Linked DNA regions of Homo sapiens: region 2 is linked to region 1. Evidence: chromatin contacts called from ENCODE POLR2A ChIA-PET data. All regions are on one chromosome and are shown on one strand. The core of a region is the stretch at or near the end of the contact, and the rest is flanking DNA. Distances in the headings are between cores, read along the strand shown. Region 1 overlaps NOTCH1 (notch receptor 1). Region 2 has its middle 16 kb from the start of FBXW5.

What was found. ChIA-PET counts read pairs that join two places held with the same protein, here RNA polymerase II (POLR2A).
Region 2: POLR2A ChIA-PET joins it to region 1 with 11 read pairs in Panc1. The contact joins two enhancer-like sites. POLR2A ChIA-PET finds 5 or more read pairs at or near these places in 2 of 52 experiments (Panc1 and activated T-cell).

Annotation. Positions count from the first base shown.
Region 1 is chr9:136,510,623-136,513,487 of GRCh38, reverse strand. It overlaps NOTCH1 (notch receptor 1), which reads left to right. Exons shown (of 34, transcript NM_017617.5): 14 at 1-96; 15 at 354-467; 16 at 2,217-2,336; 17 at 2,683-2,835. The region is part of intron 1 of LOC124902310 (a long non-coding RNA gene); the gene reads right to left. Among named protein-coding and RNA genes, the nearest start is that of MIR4673, 7.6 kb to the left of the region's middle. Within about 2 kb of position 1,292, at least 9 of the 41 ENCODE cell types and tissues checked have a DNase peak (open chromatin) inside an H3K27ac peak, as active enhancers do.
Region 2 is chr9:136,927,210-136,930,088 of GRCh38, reverse strand. No RefSeq gene overlaps it. Among named protein-coding and RNA genes, the nearest start is that of FBXW5, 16 kb to the left of the region's middle. Within about 2 kb of position 1,272, at least 7 of the 41 ENCODE cell types and tissues checked have a DNase peak (open chromatin) inside an H3K27ac peak, as active enhancers do.

The sequences.
Region 1 (2,865 bases), core at 43-2,542:
ACAACAATGAGTGTGAATCCAACCCTTGTGTCAACGGCGGCACCTGCAAAGACATGACCAGTGGCTACGTGTGCACCTGCCGGGAGGGCTTCAGCGGTGAGTGGGCTGCGCGTTTCTCAGTGCAGAGGGCCGCCCTCGAGTCTGGGGAGCTGGAGACACAGGATCGGGACCCAGGTCCAGCCAGCACCATGCATGGTGTCTCCCTCCCGTGGCAAAGCCTTAGCTCCAGGCCTCTGGCTCTTGGAGATGAGGAGGGGCCTGGGGTGGGGAGCAGGCCCAGGGCTGCTGTTGTGGGGCCCTGCCAAGGTGCCTGGGAGTGCTGGACATGCCGAGTGCTGTCCCCTTCCCTCCAGGTCCCAACTGCCAGACCAACATCAACGAGTGTGCGTCCAACCCATGTCTGAACCAGGGCACGTGTATTGACGACGTTGCCGGGTACAAGTGCAACTGCCTGCTGCCCTACACAGGTGAGGGGTGGGTGGGGCCTGTGCTGGAGGGGGCGGGGCCTATGTGGGAGGGGCGGGACCTGTGCTGGAGAGGGCGGAGCCTGTGCTGGAGAGGGTGGGGCCAGGGGTGGGGGCGGCCTGGGAAGCCGTGACTGGAGGGTAAAGTGGTGGCTTTCTTGGGGCGGGGCCTTCCAGAAGGTTCTGCGCCTCACTGAGTGCCTTAGGCCCCTGCAGTATGTGGGCCTTCTCCCGGGGGTGGGGTTGGCAGATTAGCAAAGATACAGGATGCCTGGGAGAAAATTTTCATGCAAGCATGTGTTTTACCTGGCAAGCCTGCCGCAAGACACAGGTAAGATGCAGGTGAATCCTTAGCAGGGCCGGGCCTGGGTCACTGGGCTCCGTGCTCCCGGCGCCCACCCTGCTGGGGTCTCTGGGGGCCGGGCTTCCCCACCCCCGCCAGCCGGACCTGAGGGATTCCTTTGATGGCGGGCTCTCTTTGTGTGAGCGGAACAAGGAGCCCTCTGTTTGGGCTGAGCGGGGAGGGGGATGTTCCCCCAACTGTCCAGCCCCTGCTATGAACCCAGCCAAGGGGATCACAGGAAATGATCTCCTCTAGAAAAGACAAAGAAGAGTCCACAAGCACCGGGGTCCTGGCGCTCCCCAGGAGCGGGCAGAGGGTGCTGCCACGGGGCCTGGTCAGGGAGGGCCTGCCTGGGCCAGGCAGCCGGGCTGGAGGTCCCACGCCTGCGGTTCCCATGACATCCAGCAGCCTGTGGCCAGAACGCTGTTTTCTTTGACCGAAGTTAAGGACCTGGGTTTTCTCTCCTGTGTCAGTCAGTGAGGACCCTCCCTCCACGGCTGGGCGCCCCTGTCCCTTTCAGACACGTCGATCGGGCCGGCAGGAGGAGCGGCGGTGCTGACCCGCTTCCTATCTGCCCGCTTCCTGCTTCCTTTCGCACAATTGTCGGAAACTCTGGCGCAGTTCCTGCCTGCCCGGGTCACCGTGGAAACCAATAGGAAGAGAGGCCCTGGAAAGTCGCCCCAGCAGGCCAGGGAGATAATGGGGGACAGGGAAGATAACGCAGTCCCCACGGCTATAAACAGGAAGCTCGGCCATGGGCTTGTGCAGAAAAAGGCCCTCGGCTGTGCACGTGGTTCCCACATAGCCTTTGCCAGACACCCTGCGTGGCCCTGGAGGTCTCCAGGCCGTGCCCCGTGCCCCGACACGCAGGATGTGCTGGGGGCCTGGGCCTGTCCCCTCCATCGCAGCCCTTGTTTGTTGGCCTCCCGTGATGGGCGTTTGCTGCCTGTGACACGGAGCCCCAGGATTAGTTTCAGGCCTCGGTCTCAGGCCAGGGCCTTTCCTCGTCACCCAGAGATGAGGGGGCTTGCGTCCGGGGTGGGCCCAGGTCCCTGCAGTGTCGTGGAGCCCACCCGACTGAGGCCGCCTCTCCTGGTGCAGTCCTTGTTCCTGGGCACGCCTGGTGGGGTGAGGCCTAGGCTGTGCCCCGCTGCCAACCGGGAATGAGGGGTGGCTTCTGAGCGTGACATTTGTGCAGCTTGTCTTCAGCGTCCCCCCATCTGTGCTCCACTCCTCCCTGGGTCAGGGTCCTGGCACAGCCGGGAGCGCTCAGGGGTCTCGGTGCACATTTGCCTCCCGGCGGGACCAGCAGACGGCACTCTGATGGCGGAAAGACCAGCAGGCGGTGGCCGATTTGGGAGATCCCTCTGGGTGAGGCTCCCGGGGTCACGTGTGTCTCCTTCCCGCAGGTGCCACGTGTGAGGTGGTGCTGGCCCCGTGTGCCCCCAGCCCCTGCAGAAACGGCGGGGAGTGCAGGCAATCCGAGGACTATGAGAGCTTCTCCTGTGTCTGCCCCACGGGCTGGCAAGGTGAGGCTGGCCAGGGCCCGGTGAGGGCTGGGATGGGAGGTCAGGATGTCTGCGGGACACAGGCAGCTCCCAGGCAGGCTAGATGAGTCTTTGAAGAGGAGCTGGTGGGTGCTGAGGAGGCCCTGGTCGGAGAAGTTCTGGAATCAGGAATTGACCTGGGAGCACCGTTCCCAACTCCAGTTCCTGTGACCTTCTTAGGCCAAAATTAGGGGAGAGGGGATGGTCCTGGGGTCACGGAAGCCTACTCCTGGGTCGGGAGAGGCACTGTAGGTGGGTGGGCCAGCCTGGGAAGGGCCTGGAGGGCCAGGGGCCGCTGGTGACCAACCGGCCTCCTCCTGCCCCGCAGGGCAGACCTGTGAGGTCGACATCAACGAGTGCGTTCTGAGCCCGTGCCGGCACGGCGCATCCTGCCAGAACACCCACGGCGGCTACCGCTGCCACTGCCAGGCCGGCTACAGTGGGCGCAACTGCGAGACCGACATCGACGACTGCCGGCCCAGTGAGTAGCCCCGCGGCTCTGGCCTCCTCC
Region 2 (2,879 bases), core at 23-2,522, 420 kb before region 1:
GCAGCTCTATTCAGACCTGCAAAACATTAGAAACAACCCAAACACCCTTCAACAGGTGACGAGACAAACTGATCCATCCATAGAGCACTACTCCAAAAAAAACAAAAAAAAAAGAGAGAAAACAAATGCTGATGCACGCATCCTGATCAGTCTCAGCGGCGTTCTGCAGATCTCGCTGCTCCCAGCCACGCATTGTAGGACTCCATTATGGGACCTTCTTGGAAAGACATAACTACAGTGGTGGAGGACAGGTGTGTGGCTGCCACGGGTCGGGGTGGTGACTATGGGGAAAGTGGAACAGTCTTCTGAGATGGCAGGGCTCGCCTGTCTCCCAGGTATGGTGCTTACCCACATCTGCACAGGTGTGAACATCCATGGAATTGAATGTTCCATGAACAAAACAAAAGAACAAATCAATTTTACTACGTGAAATTTAAAAATGTTATTAGGGGCCAGGTGCAACACCTGCAATCCCAGCACTTTGGGAGGCTGAGGTGGGCAGATCACCTGAGGTCAGCAGTTCGAGACCAGCCTGGCCAACATGGTAAAGCCCTGTCTCTACTAAAAATACAAAAATTAGCCAGGCGTGGTGGCTCACAGCTGTAATCCCAGCTACTCAGGAAGCTGAGGCAGGAGAATTGCTTGAACCTGGGAGGCGGAGGCTGCAGTGAGCCGAGATTGTGCCATTGTATTCCAGCCAGGAAGACAGAACGAGATTCCGTCTCAAAAAAAAAAAAAAAAAAAAAAAACACTTCCTGAGGGAGATGTAAGGTGACACAAAAGTTCGGCAATTCCTCCAAGAGCTGAACAAGCGGCCCAGCAGCTCTACTCCTCGGTATAAATATTCAAGAGAAATGAAAACAAATACACGTCCCCATAAAAACTTGTTCACAAATGTTCACAGCAGCATTTTCAGAGTAGCCAAAAAGTAGAAACCACCCAAATGTCCAGCAACGGATGAATGGATAAATAAGGTGTGGTGCATCCATACAAGAGATTATTCAGCCATTAGAAGGAATGAAACTCCAATGCATGCTGCAACACACAGGAACCATGAAAATATCTTGCTGAGTAAAAGCAAAGGCCACATTCACATGAATGTCCTGAGTAGGCAAATCTATAGAGACAGAAGGTAGGTTTATGGCTGGCTGTCAGGGGCTGAGCGGGAGGGAACAGTGACTGCTAAGGGAAGGTTTCTCTGCAGGGTGATGAAATGTCCCAAAATTAGGTAGTGACGATGGTACCTCTGTGGGTTTGCACAGAGCCTGTCACTTCCCCAGAAGGCCATGAGGCGGCTGGGCCAGGCCTGCCCACGGGGCTGCTCCAGAGCATTTTGTCCCTCAAGGGCCTTGGTCTGCTTCGTGGGAGCCTCTTGGTGTGGCAGCCAGTGCCTAGGGAATTGTTCCGAGTGCAGACCTCTGCCCCTTCTGCAGCCTGGAGCCCGATGCTGCTCTCACTGCGTGGGGGGTGCGGTCCTCAGCTCTTCCCCAGGTTCTCCAGACCTCCATCTCCACTGCAGGGAGGTGAGGGCCAGGAGGACCATCCGGCTGCTCTGGCAAAGGACCTCCAAGGTAGCTGCTCTGCCCCGTCTTTCAGTTGATCCACTTTTAGACTCTGCTCCATGCCAGGGCCTCCCGGTGTGGCCAGCTTCCCCCTCAGCCCTCTTCTGCTCAGCAGCCACCCACCAACCCACTTCCCACCTTCCAAAATGGGTTCAAATCCTTTGTGGGATGTTGGCTTCTTCCCCATCTTTGTCCCTGGGGGAGGATTTTTTTTTGGTCCATTCCTCTCATTTCACAGTTCCATTTCGTTTTAAGTGAGAAGAGATGACCTCAATCAATCTGTTTTAACAAACTGCAGTGACCCAGCAAAACCTGTCACATACAAACAAATCCCCAAATATAGAAGCCCAGTATGTTAAAGACAAAACTTCACAATCATTAGACGAAAACATGACAGTGGTTTCCAGCCTCAGGGAAGGTCAGGATGTTCTGAGTCGGTCGGAAATAGCACCATTCATAAAGGATAAGATCAGCTGATCATGTGTAAGGCTTAAGCTTCTGCACATCAGGAGCAACAGAAACGCAGTTCAAAGACACAACCGAGAATCCGTAATCAGGAATATCAGGAACTCCTACCAACCAGCAGAATAAGACCCAGACCAACAACCAGAAGAAAAATGAGAAAAAGACATCAACAGGCAATTCGCACGGGAGAGAATCCAAGGGAGAGGTAAGCGTGGTAAAGACGCCTGACTCCGCCGAGTCATCAGAGAAACGCACGTGACAGCGATGCCACTTCACTTCACACACAGCACGCTGCAGCATCTCAATTCCAACAACACGAAGCACGGGCAGGGATGGGAGGGATGGGAGTGATGGGAACCCTCCCCCTGGTGCTGGTGGAAGGACCGGATGCAGCCCCTCTGCAAAGCAAGCTGGCAACTGCTAAAAAGGGGAGGCCTAGAAACCACCAACCCTCCTTCCAGGTTGACAGGAGACCCACGAGAGCAGGTCTGGCTATCTCCAGTCACCAAACCCTGAAGACACGGGAAGAGACTGGAAGGTGCTCTCTAGGGAACTCACACACGGCAGTCAGAATCCACCATGTAGAGTGCCCAGCACAAGATGCATTAAAAGTAGCCAGGCTGAGTCAAAAGCCCAGCTACCTGCAGCTGACCCAGTGGATGGTTTCTGCATTTTTAATGCAATATTCTTATTTGTGAATACAGAAACGTACAGATGCAAAATTCTAAAGCCCAAAGAGAACCGGAACGCCTCAATTCCCGCCACGTGGCCTGGGGAGCTGAGGTGAGGCCGGGAAAGGGAACAGCAGGGCTCTGCAATGCTTGCTCTTTAGGCCCAGTACACACTCACGGA